Linked DNA regions of Homo sapiens: regions 2, 3, 4 and 5 are each linked to region 1. A link is a contact called in ENCODE Hi-C or POLR2A ChIA-PET data. All regions are on one chromosome and are shown on one strand. The core of a region is the stretch at or near the end of the contact, and the rest is flanking DNA. Distances in the headings are between cores, read along the strand shown.

The links. A loop is a pair of places that touch in the nucleus more often than their neighbours do. ChIA-PET counts read pairs that join two places held with the same protein, here RNA polymerase II (POLR2A). Pooled maps may share reads with other maps.
Region 2: a loop to region 1 is called in a map of B cell, with 6 times the contacts of the local background. The contact joins the promoter of MYL6B here to the promoter of NEMP1 in region 1. A Hi-C loop is called at or near these places in 1 of 168 maps with a recorded cell type or tissue (B cell) and 8 of 50 pooled maps. POLR2A ChIA-PET finds 5 or more read pairs at or near these places in 2 of 52 experiments (activated T-cell and naive thymus-derived CD4-positive, alpha-beta T cell).
Region 3: a loop to region 1 is called in a pooled map, with 8 times the contacts of the local background. The contact joins the promoter of STAT2 here to the promoter of NEMP1 in region 1. A Hi-C loop is called at or near these places in 1 of 168 maps with a recorded cell type or tissue (OCI-LY7), 3 of 37 single-sample maps with no recorded cell type and 10 of 50 pooled maps. POLR2A ChIA-PET finds 5 or more read pairs at or near these places in 2 of 52 experiments (GM10248 and activated CD4-positive, alpha-beta memory T cell).
Region 4: a loop to region 1 is called in a pooled map, with 13 times the contacts of the local background. The contact joins the promoter of SPRYD4 here to the promoter of NEMP1 in region 1. A Hi-C loop is called at or near these places in 2 of 37 single-sample maps with no recorded cell type and 8 of 50 pooled maps.
Region 5: a pooled map shows a loop between it and region 1 (5-fold over the local background). The contact joins the promoter of PAN2 here to the promoter of NEMP1 in region 1. A Hi-C loop is called at or near these places in 2 of 37 single-sample maps with no recorded cell type and 10 of 50 pooled maps.

The regions. Positions count from the first base shown.
Region 1 is chr12:57,077,370-57,080,069 of GRCh38, reverse strand. It overlaps NEMP1 (nuclear envelope integral membrane protein 1), which reads left to right and starts at 1,279. Exons shown (of 9, transcript NM_001130963.2): 1 at 1,279-1,451. The coding sequence starts at 1,325. RefSeq lists enhancers at 1,305-1,354, 1,475-1,724.
Region 2 is chr12:56,151,294-56,154,024 of GRCh38, reverse strand. It overlaps MYL6B (myosin light chain 6B), which reads right to left and starts at 1,438. Exons shown (of 8, transcript NM_002475.5): 1 at 1,394-1,438; 2 at 1-152. The coding sequence starts at 106. It overlaps LOC124902942, which reads right to left and starts at 2,198. Exons shown (of 3, transcript XM_047429954.1): 1 at 1,978-2,198; 2 at 1,394-1,619; 3 at 128-216. The coding sequence starts at 2,031. The coding sequence ends at 182. All of the region lies in intron 2 of MYL6B-AS1 (MYL6B antisense RNA 1), which reads left to right. LOC124902943 (a long non-coding RNA gene) reads left to right here and starts at 152. Exons shown (of 2, transcript XR_007063328.1): 1 at 152-896. RefSeq lists an enhancer at 2,285-2,364.
Region 3 is chr12:56,358,765-56,361,464 of GRCh38, reverse strand. It overlaps STAT2 (signal transducer and activator of transcription 2), which reads left to right and starts at 1,358. Exons shown (of 24, transcript NM_005419.4): 1 at 1,358-1,407. It overlaps APOF (apolipoprotein F), which reads left to right. Exons shown (of 2, transcript NM_001638.4): 2 at 1-897. The coding sequence ends at 240. RefSeq lists enhancers at 876-965, 1,036-1,215, 2,291-2,460, 2,292-2,491.
Region 4 is chr12:56,467,295-56,469,994 of GRCh38, reverse strand. SPRYD4 (SPRY domain containing 4) reads right to left here and starts at 1,417. Exons shown (of 2, transcript NM_207344.4): 1 at 1,319-1,417; 2 at 1-956. The coding sequence starts at 1,403. The coding sequence ends at 418. RefSeq lists enhancers at 570-699, 1,120-1,169, 1,490-1,669, 1,680-1,749.
Region 5 is chr12:56,332,564-56,335,263 of GRCh38, reverse strand. PAN2 (poly(A) specific ribonuclease subunit PAN2) reads left to right here and starts at 1,264. Exons shown (of 26, transcript NM_014871.6): 1 at 1,264-1,402; 2 at 2,056-2,451. The coding sequence starts at 2,170. RefSeq lists enhancers at 827-996, 914-1,133, 1,259-1,428 and cis regulatory regions at 1,343, 1,328-1,359.

The DNA.
Region 1 (2,700 bases), core at 30-2,529:
GAGGATCATTTGATCCTGGGAGTTCGAGGCTGCAGTGAGCTGTGGTTACACCACTGCATTCCAGAAGGGTTACAGAAGGAGACCTTGTCTCAATAACAACAACAACAACAACAACAACAATGAAACAAACAAATAGCTGGGCATGGTGGTGCATCCCTGTAGCCCAACCTATCTAGGAAGCTGAGGTGGGAAGATGGTTTAAGTCCAGGAATTCAAGGTTACACTGAGCTGTGATGGTGCTGTTGCACTCCAGCTTGGGTGTCAGAGAATGACCCTGTCTCTAAAAACATTAAAAAAAAAAATTCTTGTTTTGAAAGCTTGAACCTTCCCCAGGAGATGCCCCCTTCCTTGAATTCCTCAATTCATTTGGCTCTATCATCTGTAGTTTTCCTACCCATCACCATCAGATCCTCTTAAAAAAAAAGTTTCAATTTCTACTAACAGTTTCTGAACACCTGGATCTCTGCTGGGCCCTGTGTTAAATCATTGAATGGGAAGCAGCTAATCCATATAAATAACTCCGGCTTTGGAGTCAGTAGGATTTAGGTTGGGATCACAGACCAGATGAACTATGAAATCTTGGGCAGGTTCCTGTGGCTGTCTTGGCTTTGGCTTCTTAAATGGAGAGAATTATATTTGTCTCACAAGATGATAAGAGGAATAAATGAATCTTTCTTAATCCTAACATTAATTTTACTTCCAAAAATAAAAATCCTATGAATACATTTTTAAAAGCTAATGTTTATGCTTATAAAATATTGACACACACTTTTTTGTGACTTCTATTTTAAATCCTTTAGGACTTTGGAGAACCACACTTTTGTCAGTCGACTTTAAAAATCGTCCTATCAGGGTCCTACTCATAAAGCGATCTCAATTGTAGGCGTCTCATAACAGAAAGGTCGTGATAAAAAGTAACCGAAAGAAAACGGAAGGAACTTCAGACAGCTTCTATGGAAATACCGAGTTTGGTCAAGGAGGCCTCTCCCATTCCGATTTTCTATTGGTTAAACTTACCATCAATCACACCAGTTGTAAATAAACTGAAGACGGAAGCATGTTGTTAGCGGGGTGGGATCTTCCTGTCGCCACTGCTAGGGTGAGAACCCATTTTCCAATAGGCTGAAAGCTGCTTTTCCCGCCCTCTCTCTTCAGTTGCTAAGGGGCGGGACTCATAGGGCCCTTGGAGGGCTGGGTGCTCGAAGCCCTGCCCATCCCATTGGTTGATAGGGGCGGGTTTCGTAGAGGATAGGCTGCTGTCGTTGCCCGTTCGGAGTTAGTTGCTGGGGTAAGGCACGTGAGGAGGAGGTGGCTTGAGGCAACCATGGCGGGAGGAATGAAAGTGGCGGTCTCGCCGGCAGTTGGTCCCGGGCCCTGGGGCTCGGGAGTCGGGGGCGGTGGGACAGTGCGGCTACTCTTGATCCTCTCCGGCTGCTTGGTCTACGGCACAGGTACCGCCCGGGCAGCAGCTGCCAAGGGGGCAGGTGCCGAGGGGGTTATTTTTGGAAAAGGGATTGTCCCGAGGGCGCGGGCCGTTACTCTGCAGAAGGGCGGTGGCTCTACCGAGGGCCGCCGGCGTAGTGTGGTGGAAGAAACTTGGCAGGCTAGTGGGCGTCGGGACTGAGGGTCTGGGCCCTGAAGCGGGCTGGGGCAGCTTCCAGAGTGGGGAGGAGCCTGAAGCCTTTTGGCGGAGACAGGAAGGGAGGCCTAGACTGGTTGAGAAGCAGTCCTGGGGGCTGTGTCTCGTTGCAGAAGCCTTGAGTTTCTTGGTTAAAAGCGAGAAAACCTGGGGACCATTCTGGGCAGGCAGAGCAGCCGCGGGAAAGGGACCATCTCATTCATTCGGCAAATCAGCAAACACCATCTGAGCGTATGCTCTGTCAGGACGCAGGGCACGGGTGGCAGAACGGATGTAGTTGACAGAAATGCAGTGATCTCTACTATCTTCTGCTCTTGTAAAACCTTGATTCCTTACCGCCCCCGGCCCGCGAGATGGAGTCTAGCTCTGTCACTCAGGCTGGAGTGCAGTGGTGCGATCTCGCTCACTGCAACCTCCGCCTCCTGGGTTCAAGCAATTCTCCTGCTTCAGCCTCCGGAGTAGCTGGGATTACAGGCACCCGCCACCGCGCCCGGCTAATTTTTGTATTTTTAGTAGAAATGGGGTTTCACTATGTTGGCCAGGGTGGTCTCGAACTCCTGACCTCGTGATCCATCCGCCTTGGCCCTCCCAAAGTGCTGGGATTACAGGTGTGAGCCACCGTGACCGGCCAAATAATGCATGTTTATTTTAGATGATTTGGCAAGGTACAATTAAGTATAAAGAAGCAGGCAGAAACCACACTGTTAATCCATTCAGAAGCAATCTATTTTAGCACACTTTCTTCTGATCTTTTTCCACATATTTTTAATTTTTTATGAATTGATAATTTGTATCCAGTTAGTACTCTAGTTCTCTTCCCTGGAGGCTGCCAGTCGTTACCAGAGATAGTTTTCTCGTTTGATTTTGTAGTACAATAATTTTCCCAAGTAATTTAAAATTCTTTTTTTGTTTTTTTGTTTGTTTGTTTGTTTGAGATGGAGTTTTGCTCTTGTTGCCCAGGCTGGAGTGCAGTGGTGCAATCTCAGCTCACTGCAACCTCCGCCTCCTGGGTTTAAATGATTCTCCTGCCTCAGCCTCCTGAGTAGCTGGGATTACACTTG
Region 2 (2,731 bases), core at 189-2,688, 930 kb after region 1:
CTTTGGTCTTGGCTGGAGGAGCCCCTGCTGCTGCTGGCTTAGCAGCAGGTTTGGAGATGGAGGGCCCTGCTGGTTTCTTCACGGGAACATCCTTCTTGGGAGGCATGATGTCCGGTGGCCAAAGGACAGTGTGCGGATGGGGGCACCCATCTCTGTTTAAATAGCCAGGGAGTCTGGGATGTCAAGGGGCGGGGGCAGGGGCAGGGAGCCAGTTGGCTGTGGCAAAGATGAGGTAGAGGAGAGATATAACCGCCTGCCCTCACTCCCCTGGCCTCCTATGGTTCAGGACTCCTGCCCCAAGGTCTTCTTCCCTCTGTCCCCTTATCCCCAAAGGCTGACCAGAAAAGAACAATGTTTCCTTTAGGGGTAGGGGAGGAAGCCAGAGACTGCCCAGAATGAGGTAGTTAACCTCCAGGGTGAGGATAGGATGCTTGCCAGTGGCACTGAGATGGGGGTGGTGAGGCAAAGCAGGTGATCCAGCAGCTTTAGTCTTCTTGAAGGGTGGGGTGAGGGGTAGCAGCCAGGGAGGCTTGTGTGAACTGGAACAAGTTAAAGTGTGGTCTGGGAGCAATGACAAAAACAAGAAGCCCATCTGCCCAGCCCCTCCACTCCCTTCTGACCATGGCTTTGTAAAGAGCAGGGGTAGTTAACCTTAGAGTCTAATGATCCCTAATACTTGTAGTTCCTGAGCCCCCACCCAGCCAAGAACTGGAACTATTCACAGTATAAAGGAAGAATAGTCATAAAAACAGGAGTATGACATCCCTCATTGTCTCCTGTGCCCAGTGTTGTTTTAGGGGCAGGAGTGGGGGCAAAGATCAGGTTTAACATCTGCTACCCATTCTTCCATGGAAGAAACCTTCCACAAGCCCACGGTCATTCAAGACAAACAAAAGGTAGGGTGCTTGCTGAACCTGTGGGGACCCTTTGGTGGCACCTGAGGAGAAGGGCAGGCTCTGGGAGACGGCTTAAATTCCCTAATCCAAGAGGATGTGGGCGCTCCTATGGCTCCATGAGTATTCACCCCACAACCAGGGGTATAATAAAAATCCTGACTCAGGGGCCAGGTCACAAACCTTGCCAGGGGCGCTGGGAGAGAGTCCAAGTTGGGGGGCGTTTGGGAGTGGGGAGGGATTGCAGGCTACTTTTGTTCTGGGGTAAATTAGGAAAGGATTTAGGTAGCATTCTGAGGAAGATAGCAGTGATTCCACTTAGGCCCCGGGGTTGATGCTGGGTCTCCCATTCGCAAAACAGCGTCTGAATCTCATGACTGCAAATTGTCCCATTTTTACAAAATACATCACACACACACGACACACACACACACACACACACTCACGCACCCCCACTAAATCTTAAAGAAAATGGCCCTCCTCAGCCCCCAAAAACTCACCCTGCGGGGTCCGTGTCTGGGGCTGGGGAGGGGGCGGGGCATAGCGCGGCCCCCAGCCCTGAAGGGTTAATTCCGGTGGCCGCGGAGCATGCCGGGAGTCGTAGTTCCCCGCGGGCTCACGGGATGCGCCGCGCTCTAGATTGCAGTTGACGCGAGGGCGGTGGCTTCCGGCCCATGGCGGTGGTTGGTGACTCAGTGTCCTTCCAGCGCGCTTTATGTCCCGGAACTGAAAGGCAATGAACAATTTCCAATCCACCCCAACCCTAAAAACCCTGCGGGGCCCCTAGGGTATCCCTCCTACTTAACCCTGGCGGGCTCCTAGTCTCGGGAGGTGGAGGGGGCGGGGCGGCTGTTTTCCTGGACCTACTGCTGAAAGAACTCAGAACCTGGGGAAAGATTGAGGCTGCAGCAGGCAGCGTGGAGGTCAGATAGCTGGAAGCACTTAACGGCCCCGGGGAGAACCGCTGCACTCTCTTTTGCTTCCTCTCGCGGTTTGGTAGAAAAAAAAGAGGCCTCAGAGTAGTTTGTTTTTAATGAGCTGGTTGCTGAAGTAAATGTTAAAATTTGCAATTAAGCCCAGTCACCTGCCCCAGCCTTCTCTGATCGAGGTTTCCATCCTGCGGCAGCATATGCGCCATCCTCCTCGATCTTCACAGGTCTCTGAGCGGAGGGCTGGGCTTTCCAGCCCTACTTTCTGAAACTCTTATGGTCAGCATTGGAGTTCACTGGTTCCCCTAGGCGTTGATCAGAGGATGGGAACCAGCCCGGCCGGGCCCACCTTCACTCACTGGATCAGTAAATACCCTGGCGGTGCACCTGGTGTTGGAAGCTGGTGCTGCACAGGCGTGTGAGGATTAGATCAGAGCAGAAAACTCGGGCGATGGCAGGGTGGTGAGGCACAGGTGAACTTTATGGGCAGTAAGTGAGGTTCACTGGTTGGGGAAAGTTTATTGGAAAGGTAGAAATGAATTGTACGACAGAAATAACGATAATAGTAAGTTAGCAACCATTTCTGGAGGCCGCCATAGATCTCGTACCGGTGAAGGGGCTAAATTATCTCAGAGGGTGCTCAAGTGGATGGGGTTCAGACAGCCTACTCAGATTTAAATCCTGGTTCTACCAGGTCCTAGTTAGTGACCCTCAGCAGGTTTAGTTATCTCTCCTGGGCCTCAGTTCCTCATCTGTAAAATAATGATAATGGTACCTACCTCATAGGGCTCTTCGGAGGATTCGAAGTGTTATTATTGGTAAAATAGGGCCGGGCTTGGTGGCTCACACCTCCCAGCACTTTGGGAGGCGAGGCAGGTGGGTCACCTGAGGTCAGGAGTTCGAGACCAG
Region 3 (2,700 bases), core at 109-2,608, 720 kb after region 1:
GCATTAAGGTCTGGGGTTCAGCAGTTGATCCAGTATTACCAAGATCAGAAAGACGCAAACATCTCTCAGCCGGAGACCACCAAGGAGGGTTTGAGGGCCATCTCAGATGTGAGTGACTTGGAAGAAACAACTACTCTGGCTTCTTTCATATCAGAAGTAGTAAGTTCAGCTCCCTACTGGGGGTGGGCCATAATCAAGAGCTATGACTTAGATCCTGGGGCTGGGAGTCTTGAGATATAAAAGAATGTGGTAACCACAGAATTAATAACTGTACTACCCTGACAAGCTATATACATGTCTTCAAAATTTTAATCTGATTTATCCAGGAGGAAGGCTGTACAGTAAAACGTAAGAACGTAAATGTTTGGGTGTTGAAGTCACAGGGTTTGGTTTCGAATCTAGGCTCCACTTGTTAGAGCCTCGGTGATCACTGAATAGTAACTTCTTTCTTGAACTAAGATCAGTTTTGAAGTTTCTAAAGGAGATAGAATGATTTTAACCTCAATGAGTTGCCCTGTAAATTTAAAATGATACAATGAATCTAAAATGCTTATCACAGTACTTTCAATAAATAGCTATTAGCCAGGTGCGGTGGCTCACGCCTGTAATCCCAGCACTGTGAGAGGCTGAGGCGGGATGATCACCTGAGGTCAGGAGTTCAAGATCAGCCTGGGCAACATGGCGAAACCCCGTCTCTACAATAAATACAAAAAATTATCCTGGCGGAGTTATGCACGCTTGTAGTCCCAACTACCTGGGAGGCTGAGGCGGGAGAATCACCTGAGCCTGGGAGGTCGAGGCTGCAGCGAGCCGAGATCGCGCCGCTGCATTCCAGCCTGGGTGACAGAGCGAGACCATGTCTCAAAAAATAAAAATAAAAAAAAATTGTTTTCATTACCTCAGCCCTCCTCTTCCTATCCCAAGGCGTCGAAATTCCGGTCCCACCCCTTCCCATGGAGCCCTTGGCGTCTCCAGGCTCCTCAAGCTAGTTTCGGTTCCGGGGCTCACGCGCGGGTTCTCGAAAATCAGCTGTTTCAGTCTTGGGCTAGTCCACTAATTGGACTCCTCCCCTCGTAGAAAGTGCCTACTTGAACTTCTCCACCAATCGCTGAAGCTGCAGGTGTGGTTTCGGCTCAGCTTGTCCCGCCCTGCGGAGGGGCGGAGTTGCGGCGGCGCCAGTGAGCTCGCAGTCTGGGAAGGGCTTGACTGAATGGCAGCCAGTGTCGGGGTGGCGGCTGGGAATGGGGGCCGCTCCGGACTTCCGCTGCCAACTACAAGGGGGCGGGTCCGAGGGGGGTTAGCCGAAGTTGTAGGCGGGGCGCGAGGTTCTAGTACCCGAGCTCATACTAGGGACGGGAAGTCGCGACCAGAGCCATTGGAGGGCGCGGGGACTGCAACCCTAATCAGGTACGGGCCCTGAGAGGGTGTGCTGGGGTAGGGGTGGGGGTGAGAGTGAGAGTTCCTCCGAGGGAAGGGCGACTGGCCCCAGGGGTTACCCCCTGGAGAGGGTAGCTTCGGTCCCCAGATTGAAATAGGAGCTGTCGCCTGCTCGGTCCTCGATCTTCTTCTGTCCAGCCTATCTCCCTAACCCTAATGCCCCTCTCCCAAAACTGCCCTGCAGCTTCCGAGACCCGGAATCTGGCATTGTTATGTTGGTTCGGTATCTGACGTTTTTCCCTCTGCTCTGCATTATTTTTTATCTTCACCAAAAAACGATGTTCAAAGATAGATAAATCTAAAAACAAAGATAGATAAATCTATTATCCTTGTTTTGTTAAAAAGTATAAGCTACTGAAAGATGAAACGATTGCCTAAGGTCACACACAAAATTCAGTTCATTTCAGAAAAGCTTCTTGAGTGCAAAATATGTGCCTAAGAATGAGAGATAATGAGAAAAAATTGTTTCAGCCCTTAACCTCAGTGTTTGCAATCCATTTGGGGAGACCAGGTTTTTTGTTTTGTTTTCATATTTGAATCTTTGCTGACTTGCTCCTTTAATATCAGACACTTAAATCCTCAAGAATTGGGACCTCATCATTAATTTTTTTTTGGAGATGGAATCTCACTATGTTGCTCAAGCTTGGTCTCAAACTCCTGGGCTCAAGCCATCCTCTCGTCTTGTGGGCCTCACAAAGTGCTGGGATTACAGGCATGAGCCATCATGCCTGGCCACCTGATCATTTTTTTAACTTTTTTTTGGTATCATAAAAGCAATACAGATACATAGTTTTAAAAATCAAGCACTACTAAAAGAGTTAAAATGAAAATAGCCCCTGCCCAATCCCTCCCTTCCCTTGTTCCTGCTGGAGGTAGAAAGGCAGCTGATGTTATTCATGTTAGTAGAAGACTCTCCCACCCCAAGCATTTCTCTTTATTTTGTAATAAAATCATGTGACCTTTTTAGACCACAAATATGCATGAATTCTGTTCTGTTAGGCTCAGGCTGCAACAAGCATAAGTTTCAGTTTCCTAAATAGACACCAGCTGGCAGTGAGCAGGGAACAGTGGGGAGAAAGATGCATGGGACAGCCTGCTTGGTGACAGGCAAAAACCAATTTGTTGTTCTTTTGAGACAGAGTCTTGCTTTGTCACCCAGGCTGGAGTGTAGTGATGTGATCTCTGCTTACTGCAACCCCTGCCTCCTGGGTACAAGCCATTCTCCTGCCTCAGCCTCTTGAGTAGCTGGGATTACAGGCAACA
Region 4 (2,700 bases), core at 168-2,667, 610 kb after region 1:
TCTTCAGCCATCTGGTAGAGCCCCAAGAACAAGTTACATGTGGACAAAGGGAGGGAGAGGTATCATGGTGATTAATAAATTCAAACAAAGCTGAATGATAAGACCCCAGGATGGAATACAGTCTGAGAAAGGCCTGGGCAAAGGGAGGCAGAGGGACTGAAGGAAGCAGGTCAAGGAAGATACACCCATGGTAGCCTAGGAAATTGGCAGTAGTTGGTGGGTGGGGAAAAGGAGGGTTTGGCTGTATGCCTAGCTTTCACAAGGTAGGGGATGAGGAAGATGATCATGATATTGCACAGAGGACCCAACACTGAATTGTGGGAGCTAGAGGTTGCTTGAGGCAAAGTAAAAAGGCTTCGGACACTTTCAAAAGGAGGCTGGCCAAAGGCGTGATTAGGGACTCCAGTAATGGACATACTAGAGGCCCTCGGGCACCTCAAGCCCTGAATGGGTCAGCAGCTCCCCATCCCAGAGAGCAAAGGCAGGCACCACTGGACCCCGGAAATCTGTCTGTAGCGTGTGAACCACAGAGACCTGGCTCACATCCACCAGGCTCAGCTTCTGGGCCTCATACTCCAGCAACAGCCCCACCTTCTCTGGCTGCCCAATACCCTCAACTGGGGCTTTCTCGTTGGCCAACATGGTGTACCACTTGCGCTGGGCATAGGTGAACACCCAGGAACGATCATCAACACCAATGCAGCTATCCCGGGACATGTCCACATCTGCCACTCCTATCCGGAACTGCTGGGAGCGCTTCACTGTCACTTCCCAGTAGTGTCTGCCACTGGTGACCGCTGTGTCTGCCAGCACCACTGCCCACTCCCGGAAGCGCTCCACATTCAAGGCCACCTTGGTGGGCTCCAATCCCACCAAGCCATATTTGACACCCGTATCATCTCTGAAGAGTGCCAGGCTGCTGTGGGCGGTTTTTTCTTCCAGTTTGAAACTGACGCCTGCGGGCAGAGCAAAAAGACGGGATAATAACAGGGGCTAGAACCCTAGGGCTGGTGATATATTCAGATATGAGGCAGGCAGCCATGATACACGAGCAACTAGGGAAGAGTCAGAATGCCAAGCGGGCAAGAGAGTCGCGAGGTCGCTTTACTACGGATAGCTCACGGAGCTGAAAAACTCGGATTGAGTAAGTCCCGGAATTTAAAGAAACCAAATGGTATCACAGGTTTGGAATCTTAAGACCAAGGCAGGTGGGGAAGGAAAAGACCCGAGAGGGTTGGAGTTGCTTCTCGGAGTGGGGTCTGGGAATAATAGACGGCAGCCATTCTGGAGGTAAAAGAGTAAAAAGAGATAATCCTACCTCTCTGGGCCTCTGTGGAGGCAACTCCCAATCGTTTGGCTCCCCAGCGGCACAAGCGCAAAGAACGTGCAAAAAGCAGCGCCATCTTGCGCCTTGGATGAACCGGGCACGCCTCCCGCTTACAGACACAGCCATCTGCCCGCCCGCTCCCCTAGCACGTGGTGCGCGAGGGGCGGCCGCGCAGTGTTATGACGTAGGCGACGCCCGGGGGCGGGCGGCCGCCAAGGTAGTGGTTTCTGTTCTGTTTCTGCCCGCGGTTAATGCTGCTTATTCAGTTTTTCTGCGTAGACGAACGCTGCTCACATTTGAACTACGTAAAACTTTTAGAGATATAGTGTAGCCAGATGCTTAGAAGTATAGATTTTAAAATTAGACAGTACTGTAATTAGCTTTGATCCCGGCTTCACTGTGTGAGTTTGGGCAACTCACTCCACTTTTCTGAGCCTTAGTGTTCTAATTTATAAAATAGAAATTATATACAGACCTTAGTAATAATTAAGTGAGAATAATCTAGGCCGGGCGCGGTGGCTCACGCCTGCAATCTCAGCACTTTGGGAGGCCGAGGCAGGCGGATCACGAGGTCAGGAGATCAAGACCATCCTGGCCAATATGGTGAAACCCCGCCTCTACCAAAAGTACAAAAATTAGCCGGGCGTGGTGGCGCGCGCCTGTAATCCCAGCTACCCGGGAGGCTGAGGCAGGAGAATCGCTTGAACCAGGGAGTGGGAGGTTGCAGTGAGCCGAGATTCTGCCACTGCACTCCAGCCTGGTGACAGAGCAAGACTCCATCTCAAAAAATAATAATAATTAATCTAGATATATATTGGCAAATAGCAACCATTGGGTAATTCACAGTTGTTTATAATTAATAGTAAATACATAAATACTGTTAATGTTGGTTTTGTATGTTCAAGGCTAGGAACGGATGGTTTAACTCAGCATTCAGTTTTCTGAACTTAACCAAGAGTAGCAATATTTTGGTTCAGGGTATGAGGTAGGAGATTATGGACAGCCTATATTGAACATTTCGATCTGCATTCCATTTTATTTTATTTTTTGAGACAGGGTCTCATTCTGTCACCCAGGCTGCATGCAGCACAGTGGCGCAAACACAGCTCACTGCAACCTTCATCTCCGAGGCACAAGCGATCTTCCTGCTTCAGCCTCCCATGTAGCTGGGACCACATGTGCACGCACCATGCCCCGTTAACTTTTTTGTAGAAACGGGGGTTTCGCTTTGTTGACCAAGTTGTTCTCGAATTCTCGGGCTCAAGCCATCCTCCCACCTTTGCCTCCCAAAGTGCTGTGATTACAGGTGTTAGCCACTATGCCAGGCCTACATTTTTTTAATCAGTCCACTTCTCAAGGTTCTGCTGGCCAGT
Region 5 (2,700 bases), core at 15-2,514, 740 kb after region 1:
CCCGACCTCAGGTGATCCGCCCACCTCGGCCTCCCAAAGTGCTGGGATTACAGGCGTGAGCCACTGCGCCCGGCAGACATGGATTATTTAGCCCAGGTTATTAGGGATCTGTAACTCTCATGGGTCTGTTAAGTCTTTCTCAATTTGAGACCTCAAGATGGAGATTTCTTAAAGTGTAGGAACTGTCTATGTCTCTCAGCATCCACCTTTTTCGGAGATTCTATATCTAATGACCTGCGAAGTCAGATCAAATCAGTTTGAGAGACCATCTGTGTTTTTCTCTTGGTCTAGGCTCTAGGTAGGATCTCTGACTGGGTATAGGACCCCACCCCTCTGAGTCCTAGAAATTTAAATTCTTGGTTCCTTTAATGAAGGTCTATTTACCAGCCTTTATTGAGAGAAATGTTATAGAATTGAATCCTCCATGAGGAATGTCTCCCATCAGAGTCCCTTTATGTGGCCTTTAGAAACAGTAATAACAGCTGAGCTAAAGTGCTCTGAGACATCTCACAACCTAGACCCATTTCAAAGTAATTAGAGTTCACAGGACCCACGAATCCTTCAGAATAACAAGTCCCAATTTGCCATGCTCATCCCCCTCTGAGGGATAACGTCCAGCCAGCCTCAAGAGCTAGGGGAATTTGATAACCAGGGGCATCTTGTTACCCGGGAATGTTACCGGGGTCTCTGGGGAGGGAACAATCACGGATGGGAGTTTCAGATGGATGCCTGTAGAAGATGCAGCCACTTGGACTGTGTCAGGAGTCCGGCTCCCGCTTCCTTTTTTTTCTCTCCCATATCTGGAAATAATAGGAAATGCCAGCGAGTTTTGGGGGCAACAGGGTCAGAGGTGGCGGAGTGGCTCACTAGGGCACCGCAGGAAGAGGAGGTAGACTAAGCCCCGCTGGGAATACCCAACAGCGACTCCTAGTGCTTTGCCTTGTGTGTCCCTTATTTTAGAGTTCCTAAAGTTATAGAAAGCATAAAAGTTTGGTTTTCAAACCTAGACGTAATTTTGTTCAAGAAGACTAAAAACAGAGTTACTTTCTAACGCCACCCAACAAGTCCGGCGTCTGGCTGCGTTTGTCCCACCGGCGCCCCGTAACCTCTTTTTCCGGCGCGTGCGTCACACGCTCTCTCCTGGGGTCGCCGTACCTGGCTCCTTCTGATTGGCTTAGATGCGCCCGGAGCCCTTCTGATTGGCTAAAATATGCCCCGAGCCCTTCTTGATTGGAAGAAGCGCCTCGGACCCCGGTCCTTGGCGCCGTAGTGGTTAGGTTGAGCCCTAGGCGTGGGGGAGAACTGGGGAAACTGGAATTTCCCGCGGAGCTGACAGCGCTTGCGCTCCCCCTACTCGTTCTAATTCCACGCGCTCCAAAATATCCGCCATGGAGAAATCTTGGTAATGACCCATTCCCCGTAAGCATCCCAGGAACACATCTGACCCTTGCCCTATCCCCCTCCTCACCGCTGCCGTGGGAGAATTCTAGATAACCGATTTTTCTGGTTCCCCCAGAGAATTCTGGGTAACTAGCCGTTTCCGTCACCTTCCCCTGCCCCCGCCCCAATTGTGGGTAACTGGCCATTATTGTTTTCCTCTAGAGAATCCTGGGTAGCTATTGGAGAGGATTCTAGGAAACTGACTTCTCGTTCTCCCCACCGTCCAATCCACCCGTTTTCACCCCCAATTCTGGGAGAAAGCACCTTAAATCCCTCTACCTAACTCCAACCCCCGCAATTCTCGCTCCCTTCACCTGATGATTCAGGGCTGAACAAGGCAAGTGAGCAGTCCGAAGTGAGAAGAAAGGGAAGTCAAGGATTAGGTTAGATAATGGGGTGGTGGAGAGTACAGAGGGCCTAGCGGAGGAGGGATAGGGACAACAGTTCTACCACCTCCACCCCCACTGCCCATCCCTCCCCCGCCTGCTTCATCCTTTGGCTGGCAGTCTCATCCCTCATGCCTGCCTCATCTCCCTCCTGCCCCCATAACCTAGAAGACCCTAAGTACCAGTACCTGGGCCTACCCTTGACTCAGCTACCTCTTTCCCCTTACAGGCCAGGATGTCCATTCTAGGCCCATCGGTGCTGTCTTGCTGAAGGTTGGGTCAGGCATCTAAAGGGACTGTGGTAAGGGAGGGTGTGACACAGGTGTAAGCTGCCATCGTCATCATGAACTTTGAGGGTCTGGACCCTGGACTGGCAGAATATGCCCCAGCCATGCATTCTGCCCTGGACCCTGTCTTGGATGCCCACCTGAACCCAAGTCTGCTACAGAATGTGGAGCTGGACCCAGAGGGAGTGGCCTTGGAGGCTCTTCCCGTCCAGGAATCAGTGCACATAATGGAAGGTGTCTACTCTGAATTGCACAGCGTGGTGGCTGAAGTGGGTGTACCTGTTTCCGTCTCCCACTTTGACTTGCACGAGGAGATGCTGTGGGTGGGGAGCCACGGGGTAAGAACTGTACCCCTTTGTGAGGGTTGAAAGATGTTGAAGGTCTTTATCTGGTCTTAACCCAAGGAAGCTGCTTTGCAGATAGCCAGTACCGAGGAGTTGTAGTGATGAGACAGCTGGGTCTGGTTGGAGGGATAAAGGGAGAATCTAGGATCTAGGAGTAAATGACATATTCTTTCTCAGGAGGCATCCCTTTTTTTTTTTTTTTTTTTCGAGACAGGGTCTTGCTCTGTCGCCTAGGCCAGAGTG